Regions from separate parts of the Homo sapiens genome. Here regions 2 and 3 are each linked to region 1. A link is a loop called in an ENCODE intact Hi-C map of the cell type or tissue named here. Cell type or tissue: heart left ventricle. All regions are shown on one strand. Links, peaks and the distances in the headings refer to the core of each region. The heading gives the core; the rest is flanking DNA. Region 1 overlaps SLC25A26 (solute carrier family 25 member 26). Region 2 overlaps LRIG1 (leucine rich repeats and immunoglobulin like domains 1). Region 3 overlaps SLC25A26 (solute carrier family 25 member 26).

Region 1 (11,316 bases), core at 3,008-8,007:
TCCAGTCTCTTTCATTTTGCCTGGCTAACTTTAATGCTCTGGCTAATTGACTCATGGTCACAAAATGGCTGTTCTGCTTTCAGGCATCATAGTTCTATTCCAGAACTATGAAGAAGGGGAAGGGCATGAGGCAGTACTAACTTTATCTGTCCTTTTGTTTATCTCGAAAACAAAAACTTTCCTGGGACAGATGGTATCTCAGGGCCTTTATGAGTTGCGTGGGGATTGGGAAGTTGAGTATGTAGCTTTTCACTGTAGTAGATGAAGTCAGGCAAAGGGTGGACTGGGGGCAGTGGTACTACCGTTACTGAGTCACCCCATAGGATCTGCCGTATTCTGTCCCTTCAAACCCTTCCAGCTAAAGTTTCATCTCTTCAGAAAGAAGACCATTTCATACATCTCTAGCTTCAGCCCACATGTGGGCATCCATCGTTGTTAAGATCCATGAGTAATTGTCTGTACCACTATTTTTTTTTTTGGTCATTCTCCTCTGTAAATGGAAATGTCTGTTCGTTTTCTTTTTCTGCCACCTTTGTTCTTTTGGGCACTAGTGTAGAAACTCATCTTTAAAAATTATTTGGTGGTCTCACTGAAATTGAAGACATGAATTTACTTCTGATTTATTTACTTTTATATGTAGTTTTGATTTTAAAGTTAAAATCTGAGAATACTTCTTATATTGATATATTCATATGTAAACACCTAAAAAATGTGTGTCATTTTAGATGGAAATAAACTGTTTACATTTACCAAGTACTTAAAATGTTCCAGTCACTGTGCTAAGTTGTTTACATACATTATTTCACATAATCCTCACAGCAGCCCAAAATGCGATCCCTACTTGACAGAAACTAAAGCTTGGTAAGTTTGTGGTTGGCCCAGGGTCTCATACCAGTAAGGGAGAGATCAGAGGACTCCAGAATCCATGAACTTAACCTTTATGGTGAGCTGTGTATTTTACATTTTATAAACAGATAAATTTTTTCTGGGGAGGAAAATATGTATTTAAAATGAGTAATCCATATTTATATCTGTAGTCTTTAAGCCTTTAGATAGGCGTTAGTGCCAGGAGTTTGGGGAAACTGGAAGTCTACATGATATTAAAAATAAATTAATTAGAGGAAATAAGCAAGTGTAAGGAATCTGTGTTGATGGAAGTGTTCATGAAGAACTGTGGCTTGTAAGTGCATATTATCACGTTTGCGTGATTTTCCTTTATCTAGGTGTTAGTTTACATGCCCCTTCTCTGAGGGACCTCCTGTGATCACTCCAGCTAAAATAGACCTACCCCATCCCTGATCACTCACCTGTTACCTTTGCATGCACTGATGTTTGAAATTACCTTCATTTCTTGTTCAAAAATTAATTACTGCTGCAAACAGGGACAATTTGACTTCCTCTCTTCCTATTTGAATACCCTTTATTTGTTTCTCTTGCCTAATTGCCCTGGCCAGAACTTCCAACACTGTGTTGAATAGGAGTGGTGAGAGAGGGCATCGCTGTCTTGTGCCAGTTTTCAAAGGGAGTGCTTCCAGTTTTTGCCCATTCAGTATGATATTGGCTGTGGGTTTGTCATAGATAGCTCTTATTATTTTGAGATAAGTCCCATCAATACCTAATTTATTGAGAGTTTTTAGCATGAAGGGTTTTTGAATCTTGTCAAAGGCCTTTTCTGCATCTGTTGAGATAACCATGTGGTTTTTGTCTTTGGTTCTGTTTATATGCTGGATTACATTTATTGATTTGTGTATATTGGAGCAGCCTTGCATCCCAGGGATGAAGCCCACTTGATCATGGTGGATAAGCTTTTTGGTGTGCTGCTGGATTCGGTTTGCCAGTATTTTATTGAGGATTTTTGCGTCAATGTGCATCAAGGATATTGGTCTAAAATTCTCTTTTCTGGTTGTATCTCTGCCTGGCTTTGGTATCAGGATGATGCTGGCCTCATAAAATGAGTTAGGGAGGATTCCCTTTTTCTATTGATTGGAATAGTTTCAGAAGGAATGGTACCAGTTCCTCCTTGTACCTCTGGTAGAATTCGGCTGTGAATCCATCTGGTCCTGGACTCTTTTTGGTTGGTAAGCTATTATTGCCACAATTTCAGATCCTGTTATTGGTCGACATGATTGTATATCTAGAAAACCCCATTGTCTCAGCCCAAAGTCTCCTTAAGCTGATAAGCAACTTCAGCAAAGTCTCAGGATACAAAATCAATGTACAAAAATCACAAGCATTCTTATACACCAATAATAGACAGAGAGCCAAATCATGAGTGAACTCCCATTCACAATTGCTTCAAAGAGAATAAAATACTTAGGAATCTAGCTTACAAGGGACGTGAAGGACCTCTTCAAGGAGAACTACAAAGCACTGCTCAATGAAATAAAAGAGGATACAAACGAATGGAAGAACATTCCATGCTCATGGATAGGAAGAATCAATATCGTGAAAATGGCCATACTGCCCAAGGTAATTTTTAGATTCAATGCCATCCCCATCAAGCTACCAATGACTTTCTTCACAGAATTGGAAAAAACTACTTTAAAGTTCATATGGAACCAAAAAAGAGCCCGCATCGCCAAGTCAGTCCTAAGCCAAAAGAACAAAGCTGGAGGCATCACACTACCTGACTTCAAACTATACTACAAGGCTTCAGTAACCAAAACAGCATGGTACTGGTACCAAAACAGAGATATAGATCAGTGGAACAGAACAGAGCCCTCAGAAATAAGGCCGCATATCTACAACTATCTGATCTTTGACAAACCTGAGAAAAACAAGCAATGGGGAAAGGATTCCCTATTTAATAAATGGTGCTGGGAAAACTGGCTAGCCATATGTAGAAAGCTGAAACTGGATCCCTTCCTTACACCTTATACAAAAATTAATTCAAGATGGGTTAAAGACTTAAACGTTAGACCTAAAACCATAAAAACCCTAGAAGAAAACCTAGGCAATACCATTCAGGACATAGGCATGGGCAAGGACTTCATGTCTAAAACACCAAAAGCAATGGCAACAAAAGCCAAAATTGACAAATGGGATCTAATTAAACTAAAGAGCTTCTGCACAGCAAAAGAAACTACCATCAGAGTGAACAGGCAACCTACAAAATGGGAGAAAATTGTTGCAACCTACTTATCTGACAAAGGGCTAATATCCGGAATCTACAATGAACTCAAACAAATTTACAAGAAAAAAACAAACAACCCCATCAAAAAGTAGGCAAAGGATATGAACAGACACTTCTCCAGAGAAGACATTTATGCAGCCAAAAGACACATGAAAAAATGCTCATCATCACTGGCCATCAGATAAATGCAAATCAAAACCACAATGAGATACCATCTCACACCAGTTAGAATGGCGATCATTAAAAAGTCAGGAAACAACAGGTGCTGGAGAGGATGTGGAGAAATAGGAACACTTTTACACTGTTGGTGGGGCTGTAAACTAGTTCAACCATTGTGGAAGTCAGTGTGGCGATTCCTCAGGGATCTAGAACTAGAAATACCATTTGACCCAGCCATCCCATTACTAGGTATATACCCAAAGGACTATAAATCATGCTGCTATAAAGACACATGCAAACGTATGTTTATTGCGGCACTATTCACAATAGCAAAGACTTGGAACCAAGCCAAATGTCCAACAATGATAGACTGGATTAAGAAAATGTGGCACATATACACCATGGAATACTACGCAGCCATAAAAAATGATGAGTTAATGTCCTTTGTAGGGACATGGATGAAATTGGAAATCATCATTCTCAGTAAACTATCGCAAGGACAAAAAACCAAACACGGCATGTTCTCACTCATAGATGGGAATTGAACAATGAGAACACATGGACACAGGAAGGGGAACATCACACTCTGGGGATGTTGTGGGGTGGGGGGCGGGAGGAGGGATAGCATTAGGAGATACATCTAATGCTAAATGATGAGTTAATGGTTGCAGCACACCAGCATGGCACATGTATACATATGTAACTAACCTGCACATTGTGCACATGTACCCTAAAACTTAAAGTATAATAATAGTAAAAAAAAAAATTAATTACTGCTGTCTTCCCTTCACTAGAATGTATGCATCAGGAGGGCAGATGCCTCCCGTTTTGTTCCCTACTATTAATCTAACACCTAGAAGAGTGTGGCACATAGCACACTCAGAAAATATTTAACAAACCAATGACTTAATCATACTTGCTTCTCAAAAGCAGACCAGTTTTAAGTACTTAGGTATTAAGATCTCCAGATACATTTAGCAAGAATTATGGAGTTCTCACTAAATTCCTAGGCAAGCTAATGGTTTTCTGCCAGATAAACTGTCTGTACTTCCATTGAGATTAATTTTCTTATCATATTTACTGCTGTCTACATATAGCTCTTATTTTAATTTTGTCTTTTCTAGTTACAGTTACTCCTGTAACTATTTCATATATTCAAAACAGTTTTTGAAGTGACACATGAAAATAATAAAACTTATGAAGAAGATCCTTCATTAGGTGTGTGCGAATTATCTCCAGTGAATACCGTGTGGGTCAAGAATTACCCTTGATGTTCTCATTACTGTATACTGTCTTATTGTCTGAATAAACACCATCTTATATGGAGTATTAAGAGACTATATATGTAAGAAAACTAAATTTGAAGGTCAAATGTAGTTTTTTAGATGTGTAATTAAAAAATAGCAATTGGAATCATTCAAAGGAAATTAAAATGTTTATCTGTGGGTTCGACTACCTGGCTACAGATTACTTTGGGATCACATAATGAAAATAGTTAAAATTTGAATACTAATTATGATTGTTAACTTTACATATATTTTCCTAATCCTTAAACTGTAAGACATCAGCCTGTTTGTACAGATCATAAGCAGAGGCTTAGAAAAATTAAGTAATACAACTAGGAGGTGGCAGGACTGGAATTGGAGGTCAAGTTTGTATAATTCCAAATCCTGTGATTCTTATTACACTTTGCTTCCTGTTTGTGTCTTGCAGATAAATTCACTGATAGAATTTTTCAGTAAATCCTAAGAAAATAATGTGATGGGGGATCTACAAGACTTGAACCAAATCTTGACCTGAGTGAGAGTGGAGCACAATTTCTGAGTGTTAGAGGATTCTAAAGGATAGAAATGGAACTGTTTGTATGGGCAGAACACAATGAGATGCTTCTAAAACAGCCATTAATATTGATTTCAGCATCCTTTTTCGTCTGGCCTTTGTGAGGGGTGCTTAAAAATGTTTTGACTGATTGTAGTCTGTCCTTTTTTGTTCCCTGTGCTGCATCATATGTTCTGAGAAACAGTAGAGTAGGTGGGAAAAGGTTGATAATCTTTGGCCTTGAAGTGGTTTTGGTATACATAGCCAAGTAACTAGCAGATAATTTATTGACTAGTGGAGAAGCAGAAATTTTTGTGAGGATTTTTTTTTTTCCCTTTTTGAATATACTCTGCTTTTTGTTATTCAACTTGTCAGTGCAAAACTGACATTATAGAAGAACGCACTAGAGGGCGCACAATGCCTGTATTTTAAATGTTGGTGGCAAAAACCTCAGCATGAACTTGGAAGCTGCTTCCTGGCACTGTTTGAAAAAAAAAAAAAAAGGTTCAAATTAGAAAATGTAAATTTAAGCATAATAGTGTTTTCCGATCAAGATACCTGAATGGATAAATTTGTGTTATCTTTTGATACATATGTACATGGAGTTGTATTTATTTGGGTTCTAATTTTTTAAAACTTTTACCATGGAAAAATTTAAAGACACACAAAAAAGATTACTAAAATGAATCCCTGTAGTCTCATCAATTACCAGCTCTTGAGCAGTATTGTTCCATCTATACCAAACCCTGCTTCCCACATGTCTGTATGATATTGAAGCAAATACCAGACATTCTGATTTCATCCAGAAATACGTCACTATGCATCTCTAAAAGATAACTGTAAATATGTATAATGTATCAAAAATGAGTGTCATAACAGAAAGACAAATATTGTATTATATGTGTAAACTAAGAAAGTAAAATTCATAGAAGCAGAGAGTAGAACCATGGTTCTCGGGTGTTAGGGGGTGGGTAAATGGGGAGATGTTGTTCAAAGGGTACAAATTGTCAGTTATAGGATCAGCAGGTTCTGGGTATTTAAGGTACAGCATGAAAAGTGATGGATGTGTTAATTAATTTGATTGTGGTAATCATTACACATTGTGTATCAAATCATCACATTGCTCACTTTAATATATATAATCTTTATTTGTCATTTATTTTAAAAAACGAATATCATAGTCTAGAAGTATTTCCCCAAAGCTATTTATCACTTACAAAGGGGAAAATAGTAATTTTACAGTTGGAAAGACTGGCAGTCACTATTTTATCCAAGTGATCAAGATTAGCATCACCAGTAATAAGATTATATTAACATCATACATCTCTAATATAATGCACCAAGAAGGACACAATGTCACTTCTTTGGTCTTCTTGCCAAAGATGCATAATCTCAGTGTGATCATGAGAAAACATCACACAAACCGAGATTGAGAGACATTGTACAGAATTGTCAAAGTTATGATAAAGAAAGATGAAAGAACTGCCACAAATAAGAGAAGACTAAGGAGACACAACAAGTAAATGCAGTGTAGGATCCTGGATTTGATCCTGGAACAGAAAAGATTTTGGGAAAAACTGGTAACATTCAAAATCTGTAATTTAGCTATTAGCATTGCAGCAAAACTGGTAGCTGGTTTTGATAAGTGTACTGTAGTTAATTTATTAACATTAGAGAAGCCAGCATATATGTGAACTCTGCTATTTATGCAACTTTTATGAGAGTTTGTTTTTAAAAAACAAACTAAAATGCCACATTTGGACATTGTATGAAGTACTTGTTTTTAGAGTCATCTTCTAAAATAATGACAAGTTAAATTTAAAATTTAATTTCTTTTATTGTTAACTTGTATTAAAATAATATATGCAATTAGTAACAACCCAAATAATGTAGAAGGACTTAAGATGAAAAACAACAGTCTCCTGCCCATCCCTCTCCATTCTGGTTCCACTCTCTAGAGGTAGCCTTTATTTTTTATTTTTTAAAATTTTAACTGTTTTATTTTTAGTTCTTATTTCATCGGTGCTTTCAGATAATATATTATTTAAATGTCTGTTTTAAAATTTGTCAGTAGATAAAGTTTGTTGAGTCTTTGGGATGGAAGATGTGATTAAGCTCACATTATGTTCTTCCCCAACCCTGTCTCATCCTAGCATTCCAGTTATATAAATTTCATTCCTCTGTTCATTTTAGAAACTTTAAGTTATATATTCGTTTCTTTATTTCTTATCCTACGAACTTTCTGCATCTTACAACTTTCTCTTGACATGATGAGGCTGTTGCTTTCTTTTTGCCACCTTGTCCTCCTTAACCTGCAAATTTCACTTTCTGGAAAGACTTCTCTCAACTATACTTTCATTGTACATTGTCAAGAGGGTTGACAATTTCATCCTGTCTTTTACCCTCAGTCACTTCTTTCATAGCTCTTCTGTATTGATTCTAAAAGTGGAGTACCGGTGAACTAGTGTTTGTATTATTGAGAAGACTTCATGAATGATCAGACCATGTAGTGTGCTAAGGCTGTATTTTTTTTTGTGTGTGGGACTTACACCCTGAGAGATGGTTTCAGCATCAGAATCAAATAGACCTTCTTGCACTCTATCAGTTGCTAAAATTTAATTTCCAACATTTGGGGCATGAGCTTGTCTTTTTTTCTTGGAGTTTCTAATTGCCTTTTCTGTATGAAAAAGGCATTATTTGCATTATTTTTAGGTATGACAACTTTGAAAACATACTGTCTTTTGTCCTGAGTCCCCTTTTACCCTGGGAATCTTGGAATCTTTCATTCTCCTGTTCTAATCCTGTGTTAATATTCACTGTGTTTGGGCTTCTATTCTTGGGTCAGATTTGCTGTTTCCTGAAGGCCGCATAGCATAGTGGTTCAGACCAGGGCTTTGTGGTCAGGCAGCCCAGGTTTTGCCAACAGCTCTGCCTCTGTTAAACTTACACCTGGTGCTACAGTGTCCTCATTGAATGAAAATGCTTTCAGATATGAAAAATATAAGAATTTAGTCCATTTGTTTGAAGGCTTTTATTTGATTCTGATTTTTTTGGGGAGGTGGGGTCAGGTAATTATCTTTCTCTAGTGCCTATTATTTTACAAATATCTCATTAAAGACAGCCGATGATAACCATTCTCATGATTCTTTGGCCTCAAATGTGTTTCACTGGTTTGTTTTTTATAGTAGGAAGGAATTATGTTAATGTTATGATTCTTAGAAAAGTATTTTGATCTTATTAGTTTAGTGTGTATCCTGATTATGTTTTGGAAATAAGTGGTTAAATTGATCTGTGGGAGTCTTACAAACTGATTACCAAGTTTCTGATACAGCTTGCCTGTGTCTTGATCCACGTATTGTAAGTCTTTCCTATTATCAGTGAATTTTTCCATACTTCTGTTTCAGAGAATGGAATGATGACTAAGTTAAAAATCACTTCGGGACAAAATTTATTATCCTTCACAGGGTAAATGACAAACATGTCATTTACCTGGTAGAGGATACCAATAGTATCTGTGTTCACAGTCAGCTATGCTATGTTTCATGTTGACTAACAAAGATCTTGTGATAATTAGACTCTGCTGATTTATCTTTTTGTTCACACAATGGTTTTCCAAGGTTTTCTCATCCTTTTAGACATTTAATATTAGTTTGAAAAAGTAGTGAGAACAACACATCTCAATCATTAAGTTTTGATGAAGTGAAGACACCAAAGGTCTGGTATATAGTTGCCTCTTGGTAAGTGATAAGTTCTTACCACATTATTTTTCTGTATTTGAAGGAGAAAGTAGGTTGAATTTATCCAGCATCTGCCATATGCCAGATGAGGTACTTTTCATATATATTTTTTTCATTTAATCTTCACAGTAATTCTCAATCATTATTGCCAACTGAGTAATTGGAAAGTAAGTACCTCTTGAATACCTTGTCATGATTCCCAGTCAATCTGTAATGTTCATCTACCTTGTAAACCATTTTATATGCTAACAGACATTTCTCTGTTTAATACCAGTGAGAAAGCTGACCTTTGGTGGTGTAACTTGATCTACATAAAGCACGAAACACTGTTAGTGGAAGGCAGAGTTGGTCTCTGAATTCTTTGAACTCTTAACGCTCGTCTAGTAACAGCATATTTATTTCCTTTCTACTCTTTGAGGTATGAGTGAGGAAGTTTGAAATGCATAGTAACACCACCTTTTTCTTTTTTTTCTGCCTTTCCAGCTTTTTTGAAAAATTACAATTTATAGAAAAGGTAAAACGTGTATTTTTTTTCCCCAGGATTCACCAGTTAACATTTTGCTTAATCTGCTCTGCTCCTCTTTCTTCCTCTTTTTTTTCCTGAAATATTTTAAGTAAGTAGCAGACAATTTGACACTTATCATTTAGTATTTCAGCATGTCTCCTAAGAATGGAGTCCTACTTCTCATAACTACAATGCCATTATCACACCCAAGAAATTTAATATTCACTAACTAATATTATCTAATATGTGGTCAATTTCCCTGATGTCCCAGTGATAAAAGCCTTACAGCTTCTTTCTCTACTCAGGATACAAGTGAACAAATACATTGCATTTGGTTGTCAGGGTCCCCAACCTTTTTTATTTCCTCCATGACATAGACTTTTGTAGAGTCCGAGATATTTATCCTGTAAACGGTCCCATAATCTGGATTATCTGAGTTCCTTATGATTAGACTCAGGTTAATTGGTTTTTTTATATGAATACCTAAGTATTTTGGGGTGTTTCTCATTGAGTTATACCAGGAGGCACAAAAAGTCTTACACTTGGTGAGTTTAATGGTTTGATTAAGTTGTTTTCGTTTGTTATACACTAAAGGTTCAATTATCCTTTGATGTTAAGAGGCAATCTATGCGGTAATATTTTGAGAACAAGTGATTATCCCATTCCCCAATAAATAGTTTTAACATCTGTGGATACTTCTTGTCTGAAGCATTTGTTACATTGGTGATTGCAAAATAATGATTTTCCTAATACTGTCATTTTTCTATGAATTTGTTAGCTGGCATTCTTCTGTAGGGAAGAGTTTCCTCCCTTGCCCTCCAGATCCTTTTTAAAAAATCCCCATGGACTCATGGATTTTAAAAAAATAGCCTAATTGAGTTAGAATTCATGTACCAGACAGTTTACTCGTTTAAAGTGACAGTTCAAGGGATTTTACTATATTCATAAGTGTGTGCAATCACCACCATAGTCATGGATTCTTTTTTTGTTCGGTAATTATAGTCTATTACCATTAGTATTATTCTTTTGATACTTAAACTGTCCCATATTTGTCCAGTGGGGAGCCTCTTCAGCCTACTTCTGTGTTCATGTGACATTTCCCCGTTAGTCCTTTTTTTTTTTTTTTTTTGAGATGGAGTGTCATTCTGTTGCCCAGGCTGGAGTACAGTGGCATGATCTCAGCTCACTGCAACCTCCGCCTCCCAGGTTCAAGCGATTTTCCTGCCTCAGCCTCCCGAGTAACTGGGATTACAGGCACGCACCACCACACCCAACTGATTTTGCATTTTTTTTTTTTTTTTTTTTTTTTTTGAGACGGAGTCTCGCTCTGTCGCCCAGGCCGGACTGCGGACTGCAGTGGCGCAATCTCGGCTCACTGCAAGCTCCGCTTCCCAGGTTCACGCCATTCTCCTGCCTCAGCCTCCCGAGTAGCTGGGACTACAGGCGCCTGCCACCGCGCCCGGCTAATTTTTTGTATTTTCAGTAGAGACGGGGTTTCACCTTGTTAGCCAGGATGGTCTCGATCTCCTGACCTCATGATCCACCCGCCTCGGCCTCCCAAAGTGCTGGGATTACAGGCGTGAGCCACCGCGCCCGGCCTGATTTTGCATTTTTAGTAGAGTTGGAGTTTCACCATGTTGGCTAGGCTAGTCTCGAACTCCCGACCTCAAGGGAGTCGCCCACCTTGGCCTCCCAAAGTGCTGAGATTACAGGCATGAGCCACTGTGCCAGGCCCCCATTAGTCTTTGAGAACCTCCTTGCTGGTGTAGCAAGGTATCTTAGTCTTACCTTGTACTCTCCCTGCCCCAGTCCTGTAATCAGCCCCTCCCCAAGGGGGCCTTGATTCCTTCTGGTGGGGAGTGGTATTTAGAAACTATAGGTGTATCATTGCATCTAGGCTCTTTTATTGGGCAGAAAAAAAAATTAAATTATTTCATCTTTCCCATTTCATATATTTACATCAG
Region 2 (11,316 bases), core at 3,016-8,015, 200 kb after region 1:
AAGTGGGTTTTGTTCTATGCCCTGAGATATAGGGAACCAAACAAAAGGTGGTGGTTGGGGGTGAGAGCAGTTTGCTGGAAAAGGCAGGCACTCAGCTATCAGATGCAACCTGTACTCCAGCTAAGTCTCCCCAAACTGGCTTTCCTTTCTCCTTACTCCCCACCACACTCAGTCCTGAAATATTATCAAAGTAAATAAAAGCTGTTCCAATCCCAGGTCTAGTCCGCATGGCTACACAAACATGACTCTGCGAAACTGTGCTGACAACTGCGTTTACTTGTGGCAAAGTGAACCAGGATCAATAAGCCAAAGTGGCTTTAGATTTGGTTAGGTTTAAGCTCACATAAGCACAGGGAGAAAACCATCCACTCTCAAAGAACTAGTGCAGAAAGCACCTGCACAAACTCGTCAGGATGGTTTATAAGGTCACAAGCACCTGAGAAAAGATCGTTTATTCCTAGGGGCATGAGACAAATGGTAGGCCTGCCCGTCACACTACTAGTGTCAATATTTATCTAAGGCCTGGGTATTCACGATGGTATAAACCAGGCACCTTTTCAATTCAGTTATTCACGTAATTCGCCACTACAAAGCCCCAAAACAGAGATTCTTTACAGCTTGATTTCTTTTCTTCCATTTCCATACACAGGGGGCTGGCTGCAGGACCCATGGTCTATGTCAGCAATAATCCCTGCAGCCTGGGAATAAAGCGTACAATGTATTTCAGAACTACCTATATCAAATGGCATTGCAACTGAGGACAATGAAGAGGTGGGGAAGGGAGACAGAGCACCTGCTTTCTTCCTTCCCATGGCAAGCATGTTTTCCTCACTCGAAATGCGCAGAGATTAAACCCTGTAGTAAAGTAAATGAACCCCAAGAGTCACACCTAGGCATGTCTAAGTGTGACTTACACTGCAGGATTAATTCAGCAACCAATACCCAAAGGTATGTGAAGCTCAAATAGCCCTGTCTGGCCAGTTCCAATTCTCTCCAACTCCTTAATCCTTCACCCCTTCCTCCCTTAGCCTCTCCTCTCCCCCAGATAAGGGCCTAATCACAATTCTCTTTCCCAGGTAAAAGTCAAAAGAAATAAGTAGTCCATTAGTATCAACTTTAAGAGGTCCAAGAGACCTCTGAAAAACAGCTGTGGAAACCAGGTTCACAAATGGATTTCTCCAAGTCTCTTCCTATCTCTCAAAGTCCTCAAATCCCCTTTTTCCAAGATGCCACACTGCAGTTCCTCAGTCAAATCTGCTGGCCTCTTCCTGCGAGACACACTGCTGTGTAAATCAAAGCACTAGAAAAAGATGGCTGTCTCTCCAGGGTCACATTAAAGAACCTGCCTCAAAACACTCTTTAAAAGTTGCTGGCTGAGTGACATTAAATGGATTTCTCAAGCCAGCTTTCTATAATTCACTAAACCTAGTTTTCTGATTCCATACGCAGGATTCTTCCCAACTACACTGGTATCTATACCAAAATCCTCATGAGGACTCTGGATCCTCTGTGCAGCCCGGTAGGGATCATCCTACTTATACATCCCAGCAGGCTGCAAAACACTTCCGTTCCCTTCAAAGTGAAATTGTGATGGCAACTGATGCACTGTGACGCACGACACACATGTGGTCTGTGAGGAGCAGGCATTCCTATCTCTGCTTTAAATACGTCTGTTGAGTGAGAGCAGGCAAGAACTGAGCCCAAAATGGTAGCAGCTGAGGGTGTGGTCAGTTTTATTTTTTTCTTACATAAAAATATACTTAAGCAGCCAGTATTTCCTCACACACGCTGAAGTTAATAATTCACAAACCAACTAACATTCATCAAGGATCAGAAAATTTAAAGGTTGTTTGCACAAACACTCCTGTTCTTGCTCTTACTTAACAGCTGGTTTTTTTAACTGATGGCTGCTGTTGCCATTAGGGCCAGGTGGCACTTCAAAATGTTATTTCTTGAGCCAGACACACCACGACCCGGGTCATTTGCCCTCTGGATTCCACGGTATCCAAACTCCTGTGCTTAATGTTGCTTCTCAGACAAAACAGGTAATTCTGGCAAGGCAAAAATACAGGACAAGATGATCCTAGTTTGCTGGTAAAACATTGCTGTAATCATGCTCTTCCTTTTCTAATCTGGCCCCTCCAAATGGACAATCCCCAAAGATGCCAAGGCACAATGGAGCAGTAGGTAGGGCTGGAATAACCTCATCCAAGAGGCAAACTGTCTGGACTTCAGACCAAGATGTCTTATTACAAGGAGAAGATAAGTTTTTATACTTCAGTCATCCTCAAAAAGGAGGGCCCAATCCCCTCTCGCCTCAAACCTTATCCTTTCCACCTTTCTTCCTTTATCTCACTTAAGTTCATTCTCTCATTTTTAAAGATGTTATCATCAGAGCCAGAAATGTAAAATCACGCATAGGTGTGCTGGAGACACACCTATGGGGGAGGAAGAGGGGAGAGGAGGGGAGGTGATCTAATAAAGCCTTCTCCAGCAACTATTTGAGTGATGCACTACAGGATAGGAGTGGCCTGCTGTAGGATAGGAGGATTACCAAACAGATGTTGGTTGTTGTTTCGACCAAAAAAAATTAAACCTTGGGGGTATGAGTTAGCTGCAAAGCCATGGACTTGCTACAAACACACGACACACAGCCTGAGTTTGTGGGCCTGCAATGGCTTCAAGGCCGCATCAACATCTACATAAGTCTTATGAAAGAGGTTACACATTAACCACAGCACATCTCAAGGAAAATCCTATCACCTCCACCATCTCCACACCGTTTATTTGCCGCCTTTGAAAAGGACTTTCTGCACGTTGCTACCATGGAATTGGAAATAAATGGAGATAAATCCAGTTTTTGGTTCTACGTTTTTGCTTTTAATACACAACTAATTTCAGTGCATGTAGGTGGTCCTGAAAAGGTAACCAGTTAACCCCAATGGGGCAGAAAATAACAGTTAACTTAAGGGCAGATGTGTAGGACAGCCAACCCATGGTTATCTCGACAGGTGTGCGCAGGCAGGAGTTTCAGGGACATGAGAAAGCAGTGTCCTGGATACTATCAAGAAAGAAAACCCAACGGTAACTCACAGTTGGTTTGGAAATAAGCACACAGGTGTTTATTAAGCACCTGCTGCGTGCCAGGAGGACCACACAGGTCAATAAGGTAGGCTGTGCCTTCAGGGAGTCTGCCCTCACATTTAAGACTCCAAAGCAATTTCCTCCAACAGCTGTTTACAATGCAGATTCCCAGGCCCTGGCACCATAAACTCTGACTAGAGGACTAACAGAGGCTACCATGTCATTATTATCTCACTTGTCTATAGGCAGTTCAGCCCGCTGACCATCTCCCTAACTCATGGATCTCCAAGGGTCTCCACTGTACGGGTCAGCTTTTTTTTCCAGTATGTCCCCGCAGGCCTTTTCTCAAGCTCACCACCACCCTCCTGTCAGTTCATCTAGAATGGGACTAAGGAGTAAGAAATTAAAAACAAAACTCAGAAAACCTGACCCTCTACCCCCAGAGGCCTGCAGAGATTTAGTACTAACTCCCTGAGTAGCTCAATGAGCCATTTTCCTTCTGGTTTCTTGCTCTAAAGGAAACCACTGCAGGCCTCGGCTCCCTTTCCCATTAAAAGCCACCGGGGCCATAGTTTTCAATTAGCTCTGTCAGCCCATCACCCTGCAGCCGCCCAAGTTCAATACGTCCTCCCTTCCCCCAGCTTCTGGTCTCCACCAAGCACTTCACACCTCCCTATTGTAAACCTGTCCAGAGCAATTACCCTGCCTGCACTTGGACAGCCTCAATACTGCACTTCTGTCTAATTTATAGCTGCAAAGCTCCGTCGGCAAAGGCAGACCTGCCTCGGAACAGAGGAAATGCAGAGAAAACGGTCAGGCTCTTCCATAAATGCATATGCACAGCCAATTTCCTTAGGTTACAGGAGAGCAAATTCTCCCATTCTCCTAGGGACACTATGTAATAAGCTCCCCTAGAGCGTCTGTAGTCTGGATTCACTGCAAGGAAAACCACTGCTCTTTCCTGCCACATTTTCTTTTTCCCTTGAGATTCCAAACAGACGGGCAAGTTATGAGGCATTACACTTCTACCTGTAGATCTTCAAAGTCTTAAAAATAAAAACTCTTCTCGCCTGAGGAAGATAGAGAAAAGCACACTACCAACCAGGGGAATACCCCAAGCTGCTTGAAATTGTACTTTCTAAACATGCTCTGCTTACCACTGAGCAATAAAAAGACAAAGGACTCAGTTAAAATACGGGCAAAGAAACTGAATAGACATTTCTCCAAAGAAGATATACACATGGTCAATAAGCATATGAAAAGATGCTCAGTGTCATTAGTCATTATGGAAATGCAAATCAAAACCACAACACAAGATACCACAACACACCCACTAGGATGGCTAAAATTTAAAAAGACAGATAATAGCAAGTGCTGGTGAGGTAGTGCAGAAATGGGAACCTTCATACCCTGCTGGTGGATGTGCCACGTGGTGCACACAGCTTCTCCAGGAAACAGTCTAGCAGTTCCTCAAAAAGTCAAACATAGAATTGCCATATGACCCAGTAATTCCACTCCTCGGTATATGCCCGAGGTATATACTCAAGTGAAAATATACATTCACCACAAAAACTTACGCACAAATGTTCACAGCAGCATTGTTCATTACAGCCAAAAAGTGGAAATAAACAAAGTGTCCACCAACTGATGAGTGGATAAAGAAAATACAGTCTCTCCTCATGATGGAAGCATTCTTCAGCCATAAAAATTAATGAAGTACTGATACCTGCCATAATATGGACGAATCATGACAACACTGTGCTAAGTAACTAAGTAAAAGAAAGGGCCATATATTGCATGATTCTATTTATATGAATTGTCCAGAACAGACAAATCTATAGAGACAGAAAGTAGATGTTGCCGGGGGATGGGAGGAAGGAAGGATAGGCAGGGAGTGCTAATGGGTACAGGGTTTTATTTTGGGGTGATGAAAATGTTCTAGATTAGTAGTTACGCAAATCTACGAATATACTAAAAACCCAGAATCCTATCATTGAAAAGGATGAGTTTTGTGGTATTTGAATCACATCTCAAAAAAGCTATTTAAAAAAAAAAAAAGTCCTGTTGCCCACCTTAGCAGGCTCTCAGAATTCCAGACTGAAAATGCCACCTAGCTACTTCCATACCACAGAAATGCAGAAAGAACTGCCCCTCTACGTGCCAGGAGATAAATGAACACCCAAAAGAACACCCAGAAAGAACATCAGCTTCTGTGTGCTTCCCAGATTGTCCTATACTCGCTCCCAAGCTCTGTCCATGAGTCCATCAGATGCAGAAAACCTCAGCTAGAGTTTACCCTCCCACAGAAAACACATTCTTGGCATTTTGAAAGAGCATTTCTTTTCTTCCTTTGAGAAATTATTTAGCAAGGCTGTGGAAAGCAGGGCTCCCAGTGGCCATTCAAAAATTAAGACCAAGCCAGAAGGCAGGAGGAAATGTCACCACAATGGGGAGAAAATAAATCAGTTAGATTAAGATTAAGATCTAACCCTTTTCTGTGGTTGGGGCAGGCGGATTTGAGAATAATAGCATGCTATTTCTGGAAAGTCCCTCCAGAGTAAAAGCTGGGAGGGTGGGGGTGTGAAACTATATGTTTCAGTGTTAGATTAAAATTTGTTGAAGTTGATTGAAAACAGATAGAAATGGCCAACGGTCCCCCTGCCCAGCACAGGTATGCCAGTCCTCTGTGGCTGAGGTCCCTCTATATTTCAGACCACACCTCAGCACTGCCCTCGCCAGCAAAGATGCAGTTAAACGGGAAGGCCCAAAGTCTAATGGGGCCAGGATGCTACACAACATCAAAGAGATTCCAGTTGCTCCCCTTGCGCCATAAACTCTTTCACCCAACATCATTCACACTTTCAGAGTGCAAAGTTCACTCTGATATTGGTGGCTTTCTCACTTTGTAGCTTTTTTGGCAAGTGCCCCTTGGCCTGGTTGTTCATTAATATATAATCAGAACATTAAAAGCATTGTTTCACCTTCTAGGGAGGCTGTGCCCAATTTAATAAAGCCGACATTGTCCCTAGGGTGGGGGGAACCACCTCGAAATTGGCAGAGAATTCAAAGATGCACAGACCGGAGGGTTTATGTACACACACACACACACACACGTGTATACACACACGCATGCACACAGAATTAAGTATTTCAAAAGATGTTTTTTATATTCCCCATGGCAAAGGAGCAAAATTAAAATGCTTCTCACCACAGAAACTGACCTGGCATTTCTTTCCCTTAATCCTTTCAATACCAAATTACTCCTTACCTTTAAAACCTTTACAGGAAGTAGTGATCTTTGTGGCAGGAAGACAAATAAACGAGAAGGGATGTCTAAAACTCTATCACAATTATCTATGAGAATGCTCGTTCAGTGCACTACTTTTACTTTTCAAAGCACATGCATACAATGACAACTCACTTTCGAGACCATGTTTACTTTGCTGAAAGCCACATTCTAAACATGGGCTCGCTTGCAGAAGGGAAGCAGCTTACAATTCAACCTTGTTTATGCTCCAAGTAGGTTTGACAGAAAAACCACATAAATTTGTTTTAAAATAATTTCCATTTGCTGGAAGCTGTTCCTGAAAGGTTCTCAGCCACGCTAATCTGCGCTGATTCCTACCAGCTGTAGGTACCAGGCACCCTGGCCACAGACCGGGCAGCCTGGGCACAGGCAGGCTGGCTCTGCAGAAGGCTGCAGCAGTACAGGATCAACAGAGCCACTGCAACAGTCCCCTCCGCAACACGCGTCCACATCTGTTTAAGAAGAACCCAAAGATGTCCTGGTTCAGAGTCAAAACATGTGACATGCCTGTTGAGAGCACAGTTTTCTATGCAATTACACCTGTGCTCTCTCAGAAACACAGCTTCCCTAGTACCAAAGAGATGTACTGTGCTCAAGCCCAAAGACCACAGTGGAGGACAGCAGATGATGTACTGGGCTGAGCATCAACAAAGGAAGGAAACTGAAAAAGGAAATATCTGGGAGTATCCTGTGTAAAGTCTTCAGCCTCAACATCCAAAGAAATGCAGATTAAAATAATCTGAGGCAATTTCCATCCATTAAACTGGTACATGATTACAGAAATAAACAGCATTTAATGTTTGTGAGGGTGTGGGACAAGCACAAGTTCACATGTAAGTTGGCAGCCTCTTTCTCAGAGGCAGTGGTACCGAAAATATTAAGAATCTGCATATCCAGCGCTATCTGAATTGGGTAACTCATCCTAAGGAAATAAATGGCTAAACATTTATGCATAAGGATGTCTATCAAAGCTTAGGAAAAAGCCTAAATGCCCAATATCAGAGAAACTTTACAAGTTTTATGTAAGTTGTGTAATAATTTATTATACAATAAATATTAAAGCACATTTTAAAAACTGCTTAAAGTCAGGGAAAATATTCAAGATATTGAGTCTTTAAAACATAACTGAAATAGGTATTCAGCCTCACACATTACTGGAAATTTATACACTATCCAGTGATAATATTTATCACCGAACAATGAAATCAGTTGTTTTTTCTTTTGTACTTTCTTCTTTATTCAATAAATGCCTAACATTTGTCACCAGAAAATCAAAAGTAATAAAGACATAGTAACTAGGCTAACAGATCAATAGCACCCCCTCCAGCACCCCCCGTAAGGCCACCAAGACAGTAATCTGCCTAGACTATTCCAGCTCACTGGGGACAAAAGGCTTCCCTACAGCATCACAGTCCAAGATCTCGATAGCCATTAAAAGAAACATGTGAGGCTGAGCTCATCAGGGAGAACACAGCTTCCCATTGCCCCTTGCTAGCATGCCTGGGAGACTGCCCAGAGAGGAGCTCTGCCAGCTGGGTTCGCAGTGCTCTCTCTGCCATGGATGGAGATCCTGCGTGTCTGAGGATGGGGGTGGGGGCCAATGTCTCACATCTGAAGTCCAAGCTAAAAAGGCCCAGATTTAGAAATGTATCTGCCTGAAGTCTCCTGCCATAGAAGCTTCTATCAATTTACATAGTTACTTGGGCTGGGTCCACAGAGGGCAGGGTAACCTGTCCTTAGTGTTCTCACAGCTCCCTCTGGTCAAGGAAAGCAGTCTTTCTCTCTGCCAGCAGCAAAGAGGGAGAAAAGCTACCTTGGCCTGGTCATCCTTTTTGTCAAAGCAGAGGCCTGAGCAAAGTAAGAGCTCAAGCAACCGAAACCAGCTGCCTGGCGAGGGCTCAGCATAAACTGAGCAGAATAACCACAAGGGGAAGGGTGTCTAGACAGCCTCGGTCTATGGAAGAAGCCACCCTCCCCTGCAGTGTCAACTCTGGAAAAGCAGGCTCCAAAACGCGGCTCCAGCAAAAGAGCAGATGAGAGACCATGTCAACAGCTGGGAAGGGCACCGCGGGCTCCCTCGCCAAACGCAACACAGAGGAGAGCGCCTGAGCCTGGCCCACCTGCCAAGGACAGCCACCAGCAATCCAGCAGGGACGAGGCGCCCGAGGACCTCATGTGGGGACAGTTCACATGCACTGCTTTAACTACAAAGCCACTTCAGTGACAATTCTTGCATATGGGACTTTTCCAAAATTCAGAGAGACCAAAAAGACCGCCAATTCTAAATGTGGCAGGTAAACAGCCTGTCATCTTTTCAACTTCGGTTCTATTTGTTTCTTCTTTCTTTCCATTCTTCTAAGTTTCTCAACACTTAAGAGACTTTGGTGGAGGGTGGTGAGGGGTATAGGAAGCTACTAAACAAGCAAGGTATATTCAGGAAATACACAGATGAAGCCTGGGAGGTCTGAATTATTCTATCTGGCAGAGGTATTTCCACAGGACATACAGGACTCTACAGAATGAATGCCACTATCTCTATCTACACTGGTATCTGTCACGAGCATTTAATGTGTCACAGGCTTCACACTAGATTCTGGGAATACAATGGTGGATTGGAAACAAAGCCAGTCACTGCATTCAGGGAGCTTACAGACTAATGGGGTAGTCAGAAACGAATCAAACATTCACACAAAACTTCTATACATAGCACTGCAGAATCCTCACGATGGGAATCTAACTTAAAGGGAACGTCAGCCATGGTTTCTATGGGGAGAAACGTTTAAGACAGATGAACAGAAATCTGCAAGGCGAAGAGGGAAGACCCATTCTCCAGACAGAGGAAATGGTGGGTGAGGGACATGGGACATGGTGGTATTTAAAAAGTCTTTTTAAAAAGCCCCACGTGGTGGCTGGGACAGGTGGGGCCAGGTAAGAAGCGCGATGAGGGGCAGGTGGACAGTAACAGCTTTAAACAATGGGATTCATGTGCTCCAATTTGCAACTCTGCAAAGACCCCTACAGCTGGGGGCAAGGGGTTGCAAACAGATGTGAGTAAAAAGCTCTCTCCTCCCTCTAAAGTCTGCATAACAAAGTGAAATAGTAATGACAAAAAAAATTTAAGATAAAATTTATACTACAGGCTAGGCATGGTGGCTCACACCTGTAATCCCAGCATTTTGGGAGGCCGAGGCCAGCGATTGCTTGAGCCCAGGTGTTCGAGACCAGCCTAGGCAACATGATGAAACCCTGTCTCTACCCCCAAAAAATACAAAAATTAGCCAGGCATGGTGGTGCACACCTGTAGCCTCAGCTGCTCAGGAGGCTGAGGTGGGAAAATTGCTTGAACCTGTGAGGCAAAGGTTGCAGTGAGTCAAGATCACACCACTGTACTCCAACCTGGGTGACAGATTAAGACCCTCTCAAAAAAAAAAAAAAAAGGAAAAATTATCATACAAAATTATTGATAAATTCCACCTTTCTCCTTCCATCTTGCTGCTACATTCCTTTTCTTTTGAATGAAGGGTGGGGGCAGTGGGTCACTGGCGGCCACAGCACTCTCCCAGGACTACGTACATCTTACAGAGCCACAAATCCAAGGCATGCCAAAGATTTCAGGCGGTGCATAAACTCCATCAGCAGGCTAAACTGTTTATATGTTCTTGAGTTAAAAATACACCACTCGGGTCAGCGTTAACACCAGGGCCTTATCACCAAGGCTGTCTGTGAGCTGGTTACACAAGGCTGGACCATGACTCGCCCATCTTTTAGATGTGTCTCAGTCTGCAAATTATCTAACGATTCATCAGTGAGATGATCATAAAGCCAACAAATATACACGCATTTGAGAAAAACACTTTCCAAACCCAAGGATACTTTACTGTTTATAAATAGTTTACTTTTTTTGATCCCCAAGCATATAATATTCGCAGTTGCTCCAGAAACCAAAGGAACATGGAACAGGAACACAAACCACAACCTAACAGAAACAATAAACAACAGATGGCAAAACATATGTGCATGTTACCACCCCCTTTACCAAACAGGCAAACCAAAAATGGATCTGACACACACGCCTACCAACAAAGAAACACGCTCTTCAAGATCACATTCAAGACACCATGTATAGAGCACCAGCTGTACAGCCAGAACTACACTAGGTGCTTCAAGCCACCAAAGACCAATCGGCCTCCAGGAATTCAGAGACGTCAAAGGGAGGCCAGAAAGAAGGCAGTGCTAGTCTTACCGTATTTTCTTCTAAACATGTACACGCAGGTCTGAATTCTAACTGGCAAGTGCTAGACTCTAAACAAGTCATTCAACTACTCTGGGCCTCATGTATACAACAGAGACAATATTTTTCATAGAGTTAAGATGGTGATGATCAGTTAACACAGATATATCCTGCTGCAGAAAGGTACACTATTATTGCGACAGTTATAATAATAACATTATAGCTACCCTTCCTCAAGCTTCTGCTTGTGTGTTAGGCCCTGTGTTAAATATTTCATTTTTTTCCTTATAACAAGCTTAAGGAAGTCGGCACTACAATTATCCCCATTTTACAGAAAAGGAAACTGAAGTGGAGTAAATTGCCAAGGTCACCCAGGCAGCCAGGCCCCAGAGCTGCCTCTTAACCACCGTGCGTCATGAACCGCACAGCTGCTGCATCCCCACAACCATGGCCCCTCATAACCAGATGCCTGGAATGCAGGACTCTGAGAAGACAAGGACACAACATTATCTTCCCCTGAAGACCCTGAAATACTGCACTGCTCTGGGCTTTTCACTGGTTAGCAAGGCACCTGAACTTAAAGAGCTCAAGACAAACGCTTAAATTCTGATTCTCAAGTCACAATCGACTCAACTAATGATTCTGAATAGCTGATGTTTATGACTTTTTAAAAATGTCTCAAAACAAACGAAAA
Region 3 (8,502 bases), core at 76-5,075, 95 kb after region 1:
ATTGTACCATTTCACAGTCATTTTCACATAGGGCTGGTAGAGCCACTGCCTGGCAGTACCATCTTCAAATAAACTCTGTTTTTACTGGTGACAAACCTAAGGGTCAGAGAGGTTGACGAGCCTCCTGCTATGTGGCAGGTAAGTGACAGGCTTTGAACCTAGGGTCATGGTTGGCCTTAACTGGATGGGTTAAGACAGTTGTCAGAAATGTTGAAACCATTTTGTTTAAGAGAAAAATTGTTTTAAAAAACCCTGCTAGATAGAGAGTTGAAAGAATGCCATACGTATAACATACCTGAACTGAACCAAAACAAAAAAGTCCTATCTTTGTGGAAAAGTAGAACAAATAATGGGCCAAATTTTAGTATGGAGGTGGCAGGATCCAACCTAAGAATGTTAATCACGTTTTAAATGGAACATTTAAACGGCACTCTATTAAATATGCTTATTAGCTGCTTATGCAGGTTTCATAGTTGTACCATTTACACTAATGATTCCCCGCCCTCCTCACATTGCTTCATAGTGCTTCTGTCTTTCTGCTGTTAAATAGTTCATCAGTCATCTCGTGAGCTCTGATAAGCAGCCACCTGTGTGGCATGGGCCACATCCCTGCTTGCCTGCATATCGGAGTGTAAGCACTTCTGGGCGAGCGAGCCAGGTCCTGATTGCCAAGAAACTCCCTGGTATCTGACACTGTGTTCTAGATGAGGGTGACGGGGAGCTGTGTGTCTGAGGATATCTGAGAGGCAAGTGTGTGATTGGGAGCTTCAGAAGATAACGGGTTTCTCTTTGTCTGTTCACACAGGCTGGCTCCAGCACTGCTGATGGGAATGTGCTCTCTGTCCTGCATGGGGTCTGGCGGTCACAGGGGCTGGCAGGGTAAGACGAGGAATGCCCTCCTTCCTTTCTTCCTCTCCACCACTCCTCCTCCTTTAGCCTAACTTTGGATGAACACCTCTCCTTCCCTTCTGCTTATGTTCTGCTTTGAGTTTCTATTTATTGTGCAAAATATTATAGTTGATGTTGTATATATGAGATAACATAGCAAATCAAATTGACGGATTATTCCAGCCAGGCAGTTCTCAGCCTTGCCCATCTTGATGTTAGATGAAATTCACATGTGTGGCTCTCACCAGGGTCTGGGCTGCAGCAGTGATAAAATGGGCTTCTCAGAGGTTACACAGTGCAGAAATACAAGGGAGTGAAGGGAACATTGTTAGAAGAAAGCATTTGTGGTTTTGATGCTTTTAACTATTATTAGTAACAAATTACTTTGAACATACCATAGTGCAGGTGGGATGACTCCACTATTAGCATCAATTGAGAACCATTGTGCTACAGAAGTGCCTCAGACTTCTAGCTTCATGTCCTAAAAGCTCTCTCTGCAAGATTAAAACATTGCTTTGACACCATAAACTTGTGAAGCCGCCTGAATGTTGAGATCTTACAGGCATGTGAAATGATGATTTTTCTCTTAGGGACCATATACCAGGGATTTTCTTGCAAGAGCAAAGCAGTGGCCTCCCTTTGCAGAGGGTCGGTCGGCAGCTGCCTGGACTTCGGGCGTCTCAGCTGGCAGTGCCACCTCCTCATCCTGATGCCGAGTTGGATCACTTATGTGATTGTAGTTTTTGTGTACCTTTGGCAGTTTTAATCTCAGCTATTTGATGATCTGGAGGACATGAAGTAGGTGAGTCAGGACCCAGTTAAGGTTTTTATAGGAGAGCAGCACATCCTAGATTGAAATTTTCCAGTTGGAAGTTTGAAAAGTAGGTGATATTGGATGGTTTTGTTGAATGTGACAACTCTGAGGGATTGACGTTGGGGGTGTGAAGGGTGTCACGGTTTTGAAACAAGAACTGGGGCAAAGCCAGAGGAATAATTGGCTGTTGACGTCTAGTGAGAGCGTGGGAAGGGCCTAGTGGGGGGCATGTGTGCTGGGAGCCTGCCACTTAGGGCTGCCATATCGTGAGGGGTGCTTCTATCTGTGGCACATTAATTCTGCTGCCAGTTCCACAGCAAACAAAGGAATGGGGTGAGAAAAAATGAGTCCTGAAGCTACTTAGCCAGTAGCAGGTAAAAGGTGCTTAGGGGCCGGGTGCGGGGCTCACACCTGTAATCCCAGCACTTTGGGAGGCTGAAGCAGGAGGGTCGCTCGAAGTTAGGAGTTTGAGACCAGCCTGGGCAATATGGCAAGACTCTGTCTCTAAAAAATAAATAAATAAATTAGCCTGGTGTGGTCGCACGCACCTGTAGTCGCAGCTACTCAGGAGGCTGAGCAATCGCTTGAGCCCGGGAAGTCGAGGTTATAGTGAGTTACAACTGTGCCACTGCTCTCCAGCCTGGGTGACAGAGCAAGACCCTGTCTCAAAAAAACAACAACAAAAAAGTTCTTCTGTGTTTCAAATAGCAATTGGGCTACATACATGGAGAAGTCACATTCAGTGGCTTTTTTAGACTGTAAAACCAAACTGCCAAATTTCACTGTCCTACTGATTTCAGTGTAGTTCATGTTTGATTCTGTGGCAACTGTTGGGCAAACCACTTCAATTGACCTTAGCTTTGTGGAGCTGTGCAGAGCTGCAGCCCCTCAGCCTTTTCTGGAGACAGTGGTGGCAGGTGGGGATGGCATGATCGACTGGCAACCCCATGGCCCCAAAAGCTGGTAGGAGTTATGTTGAGTAGATGATTGAAGATAGTCTTCCCTGTCCTGGTTGTGGCATGTCTTATACTTGACGTTATAATACTAAGCAGTGCCAGAAATACAGGCAGAGGAGGGGTGTCTTCCTCAGGTCAAGGGCCTGTCCCTGTCCCCATTGTCAGCTCTGTAAAGGTCATGTGGAATTTTTTTTGCTTATCTATCTTCGGAAAGTCTCAGAAGTCATGGGCTCTAGTCAGTCTGTACAGTGTAGTCCCTAAGAGCATTACAGACAGCAGCGGTCGTCACTTAAGGGAGTTTTGATTAGCCACTTATTAATGATTAAAGACAATAAATAATTTGACTAAAAAACAGTCACAGAAAAACCTGGGTGGCTGTTGTGAACAGAGGTCCCAGGCACCCTCAGCCTGAAGGTATCTCTGCCAGCTTCCTCTGTGCTCCAAGCACACAGCGCTGCTGCCACCTCCTGTCTCCTCCCCGGGGCGTGCACTAAGTTTACTAGGTACTACTTGGGTTTTCCAGCAGACACCATCTCCTCACCTTAGGATGGAATGGTGCTGCCCTCTCGGGGTCAAGTCAAGTGGCGACCACTTTTATCTTTCCGTGTGGTCCACGCAGGTGAAGACCTTGTTCTGGCGCATATGGGAGTACACATATAAACAGAAATATATTACTAAACAAACACCGCGTGTTCATTCAGCCCCGTAGCCAAAGGCAGATGGGGAGCCTGCCCACCCCGGATGGCCCCTTTCTGGTTTTCTTCACTCATCAGCTGGCTTTCTGTTTTTGTTGACTGTGCCCTTTATGTAGTAGCTGCCACTGCCGCGAGCATCCCTTTCTGTCTGGCATTGTAAGTGCTTACGTTTGCTCTCATTTAATCTGTGGGCACTAGAACACGCTCCTGCTCAACTCAAAAGTCTTCACCTGCGAGACTGGCTGGGGCCCTCACTGTACAAATTACTCCACGTTAAGGCCGTAATTACGTTAATAGATTCAGTGGTCATCTGTTGAAACCATAAACTGCTTCCATCTGTGTCTTGCCAGGAGCAGCTGAGCTTGTGAGTGGCAGAAGCTGAACAAGACACTGGCGTTTAGAAATAAGTAAGGTAGTAAAGGTGGGAGAACTTTGTGGCCAGAGTGGTCTCCCACAGCTCGGCATCTGCTGGCCGCCTGTCTAGCACTCTTTCCTTCGTAAGGTAGGAGCAGGGAGGCTCATCTGTCTTTCAGGCAGGAAGGACATAGTGGTAATTTATAAGTTTCTGTCCTCACCACCCACCCTTTGCATGATGCTGATTTTTTTTTTTTTTTTAAGCAAGTGTAGTTTGGTTTTCAATACAATTTTCATGGTTATTTTTGGACAAGTAATCGTGGTCCTTAATTTTATGTGCAGTATTGTAATGATTTAAACCCATAGCTAGCTAACTAAAAAGGGCCCACAAAACTCTTCTTAAGTGTCTCATTTTCCTTAGAAGTGCCAAGTGCTGCAAACAGAGGGAGGCTGCTCAGCCTCCCCCAACAGCTCAAAGGTGTTGGGAGAAAGGATGCAGTCAGGTGCTGGGAGCAGCCTGCAGGGACCGTCTTCCTGCCATGTTTCTCTCCAGGCCACCAGCTTGCTTGTCATGGAGGCTTTTCCTGTATCTTAAAGGATGCATAGCTACTGTTGGCATACTTGACCATTTTCAGTTTTCTTCCATAGACCTGACCAGAAGTCTTTTCACTGGCATATGCACTAGTTTTGCCTTCATTAACTCTTTCTGCTTACAGAAGTAATACAGGCATATTTTGTTTAATTGCACTTCTCAGTGCACTTTTTTTCCAAATTGAAGGTTTGTGGCAACCCTGCGTTGAGCGAGTCTTGCAGAGCCCTTTTCCAATAGCACATGATGACTTTGTGTCTGTGTCACATTTTGGTAATTCTCACCTGTCAAATATTTTCATTATCATATCTGCTGTGGTGATCTGTGATCAGCCGTCTTCGATGTTACTGTAATTGTTTTGGGGCATCACCCACTGTGTCCACCGAAGACGGCAAACTTAATCGACAAATGTGGTGTGGGTTCGGGCTGTGTCTCCAACCAGCCATTCCCTCTCTCTCTCCCTTAGGCCTCTATTCTGTGAGACACAATATTGCAGTTAGGCCAATTAATAATCCTCCAGTGGCCTCTAAGTGTTGAAGTGAAAGGAAGAATCACACCTTTCTCATTTTAAATAAAAAACTCGGGCCGGGCATGGTGGCTCACACCTGTAATCCCAGGATTTTGGGGGGCCAAGGTGGCAGATGGCTTGAGCCCAAGAGTTCAAGACCAGCCTAGGCAACATGCCAAACCCTGTCTACAAAAAATACAAAAATTAGCTGGCCATGTTGGTGTGTGCCTGTAGTCCCAGCTACTTGGGAAGCTGAGGTGGGAGGGTCACCTGAGCTCAGCAGGTAGAGGTTGCTGTGGGCCACGATCGTGCCACTGCACTCCAGCCTGGGTAACAGCAAGACCCTATCTCAAAAAAAAAAATTAATTAATTAAAAATAAAAGCTGGAGATGATTAAATTTAGTGAGGAAGGCATGTGGAAAGCTGAGATAGGCCAGAATCTAGGCCTCTTGTGACAGTTAACCAAATTGTAAATGCAAAGGAAAAGTTCTTGAAGGAAATGAAAAGTGCTATCCAGTGAATACACAAATGATAAGTGTAACAGCCTCATTGCACATACGAAGAAAGTTTGGTCTGGATAGAAGATCAGACCGGCCACAACATCCCCTTAAGCCAAAACCTAATCCAGAGCAAGGCATTAACTCTCTTCCCTGAAGGCTGAGAGAGGTGAGGAAGCTGCAGGGTTTGAAGTTAGGAGAGGTTGATTCATGAAGTTTAAGGAAAGAAGTCATCTCTGTAACACAGAAGTGTAAGGTGAAGTGGCAAGTGCTGATGGAGAAGCTGCAGCAAGTTACCCAGATCTAGCTAAGATCATCGATGAAGGCACTAACACTAAACAACAGATTTTCAGGGTAGATGAAACAGCCTTCGATTAGAAGAAGATGCCATCTAGGACTTTCCTAGCTAGAGAGGAGACATCAATGCCTGGCCTCAAAGCTTCAAAGGACTGGCTGACTCTCTTGTTAGGGGCTAATGCAGCTGGTATCTTTAAGTTGAAGCCAATGCTCATTGACTCTTCTGAAAATCCTAGAGCCTTTAAGAATGGTGCTAAATCGACTCTGCCTCTGCTGTAGAAATGGAACAACAAAGCCTGAGCGACAGCACATCTCTTTACAGCATGCTTTCTTGAATATTTTAAGCCCACTGCTGGGACCTAGTGCTCAGAGGAAAAGATTCCTTTTAAAATATTTCCGCTCATTGACAGTGTACCTGGTCACCCTGGAGTTCTGCTGGAGATGAATGTTGTTCTCATGCCTACTATCAACATCCATTCCTTAGCCTGTGGATCAAGGAGTTACTTTAACTTTCAGGTTTTATTAAATTTCATAAGGCTACAGCTGCATCAACAGTGATTCCTTTGCTAGATGTGGGCAAAGTAAATTGGAAGCCTTCTAGAAAGGAGTCACCATTCTAGATACCAGTAAGAACATTAGTGGCTTCATAGGAGGTCAAAATATTGACCATGCTGGGACTTTGGAAGAAGTTGATTCCAATCCTCATGGCTGACTAGTGGAGGGAAACACATACTAGATGTACTGGAAATGGCAAGACCACCGTAGTCAGAAGTGGAGCCTGAAGATGTAAAGAATTGCCACAATCTCATGATCAAACTTGAACGGATGAGGAGTTGGTTCTTATGGGTGAGCAAAGAAAGTGATCTATTGAGATGAATCTACTCCTGGTGAAGATACGGTGAACACTGTTGAAATTACAATAAACGATTTAGAATATTTCATCAATTTAGTTGAGAAAACAGTGGCAGAGTTGAGACGGTTGACTCCAATTTTGAAAGAGGTCCTACTGTGGGCAAAATGTATTGTGTGCTACAGAGAAATCTTTCATGAAAAGAAGAGTCCATCAATGCAACAATTACTATTTTTAGAAATTTCCACAGCCACTCCAACCTTCAGCAGCCACTACCCTGGTCAGTTAGCAGCCATCATTCAAAGCAAGACCCTCTATCAGCCAGAAGATTACAATTTACTGCAGGCTCAGATGCTCATGAGCATTTTTTAGCAATAAAGCATTTTAAAATTAAGGTATGTACAATTTTTAGACATAATTGCTACTGCATACTTAATAGACTGTAGTAGAAACATAACTTTTCTGTGCCCTGGGAAACGAAGAAATTTGAATGGCTTGCTTTATTGCAATATTCACTATTATGGTGGCCAAACTTGGCCTGGGACCAAACTTGAAATATCTCTGAGTCATGCCTGTACTCTTGGTGAAAAGGTTCAAAGGTTATGGAAGCGTGGGCCAGGAATGTGTCCTATAATCCACAGGCAGCAGGCATTCAGTTTAGGGCTTAAGACACATCCCTGGCTTGCCTTTTAGATATGGAATCATAGTCCTTGGACTTAGTTTTTTAAACCTGTTTTGTAATTTTTTTATGTTGGCATCTGTAGATTTCCTCATCTTTATCAGCTACATAATCATCCACTGTATGTTTATACTGTGCCATAACTTATATCACCATCAGCAATGCCACAATGAAAATTTTTGAACAAATATCTGAGTAGGTATGGGGAGGGGGGGCAGTTTTAAAGAATGAATCCCCAATTTGTATCCTCGTGGCATTGTAGTTTTACTTTGCATTGCTCTGATTATTCTACATTGCACCTTGGCTGGTTAGCAGCACCTTCTGTGATACCAAGGGGACTGTGCAGGTGGAGGCATGCTGCCCCCTTCACAGCCACAGCCCATTTGCCTTTCATGCCTTTAGACAGAAAAGGAACACAGGGAATCCATGGAGGTTCAACTCGTTGTCGTGACGTCATGTTTTGGGGTCTCGAAGGACAAAATGCAACTGAGTCAGTGGGTGGAGCGGCAGCATTGCCCAAAAATCTCTTCACTGAGCAACCCCTGGAGATCACTTTAGAGGTGTGGGCTGGAAGTGCCTTCCAGCCTTACCTAGGATTCAGCTCTTTAACACCTTTTTAAAAAAAATCAATTTCATGTTTCAAAGGGAAAAATGGCATGAAAGTTTTAGAACTACTGTTGGGACACAGCTATTACTTGCCTTATTTGGGAGCGTTCACAAGCTGTTTGGTAGTTAGCCACTAATGAGCATGGTGTATTGAGCTGAGCAAGCTGTGGGTATTGGAATTTAACCTTTTTTTAAAATACGCACAACATTAAAAATCCTGTTTTTTCCCCTAGATTATTTGCAGGTGTCTTCCCTCGAATGGCAGCCATCAGTCTGGGAGGTTTCATCTTTCTGGGGGCTTATGACCGAACGCACAGCTTGCTGTTGGAAGTTGGCAGAAAGAGTCCTTGAAGCAGAGACAAGCCTCACCTCCACTTCTGTCAAGAGAGGGGCCTGCAGTGCAAACCCTCTTCCGCTGAGCAGCTGTCTGAACTATAGGCCCCAGTGCTGAAGACCAGTTGTGCTAAGATACCGGCATGGAGATTGTGCCATCCGTGGTATAGGCTGGCTGGTATGAAGTCATTGGCCTGTATGCCAGAGAGCTAAGAGAAGAAAACGGGGTCTGTGGCGGTACTCTGAACAATTTCCTCAGAACCTCTTAATAAATAAGTTTGGTAATGCTGAGGCCAGGCCTTTTAGAGCTTTCATTTGATCTGTATCTGATCTTTCATTTCCTGCCACCTGATGGTGGATTCAGCAGAAGGCAAGATGGTTATAATTCTAAAAGAATAGCTTGTTTGTTTGTTTGGGAAAAGGAGACTTGGGGAAG

The links. A loop is a pair of places that touch in the nucleus more often than their neighbours do. Peaks named below come from ENCODE experiments on the same cell type or tissue, not always from the same donor. Only the 100,000 strongest peaks of a DNase experiment are listed, where the experiment ranks them.
Region 2: it touches region 1 in a loop (2.8-fold over the local background); 6 of 110 quality-filtered maps call a loop at or near these places.
Region 3: a loop joins it to region 1, with 12 times the contacts of the local background. A loop is called at or near these places in 71 of 110 quality-filtered maps.

What each region holds. Positions count from the first base shown.
Region 1 is chr3:66,271,360-66,282,675 of GRCh38, forward strand. All of the region lies in intron 5 of SLC25A26 (solute carrier family 25 member 26), which reads left to right. Among named protein-coding and RNA genes, the nearest start is that of SLC25A26, 56 kb to the left of the region's middle. In heart left ventricle, for the core only: a CTCF peak has its summit at 5,510 (motif pointing right); no DNase peak of the experiment used is centred there.
Region 2 is chr3:66,475,344-66,486,659 of GRCh38, forward strand. The region is part of intron 1 of LRIG1 (leucine rich repeats and immunoglobulin like domains 1); the gene reads right to left. Among named protein-coding and RNA genes, the nearest start is that of LRIG1, 20 kb to the right of the region's middle. In heart left ventricle, for the core only: a CTCF peak has its summit at 5,466; DNase peaks (open chromatin) are centred at 6,777 and 7,928; H3K4me3 peaks cover 50 bases; H3K27ac peaks cover 3,478 bases.
Region 3 is chr3:66,369,724-66,378,225 of GRCh38, forward strand. SLC25A26 (solute carrier family 25 member 26) reads left to right here. Exons shown (of 10, transcript NM_001379210.1): 9 at 806-879; 10 at 7,967-8,502. The coding sequence ends at 8,084. Among named protein-coding and RNA genes, the nearest start is that of LRIG1, 130 kb to the right of the region's middle. In heart left ventricle, for the core only: CTCF peaks have their summits at 3,137 (motif pointing left) and 3,340; DNase peaks (open chromatin) are centred at 638 and 3,128; H3K27ac peaks cover 2,787 bases.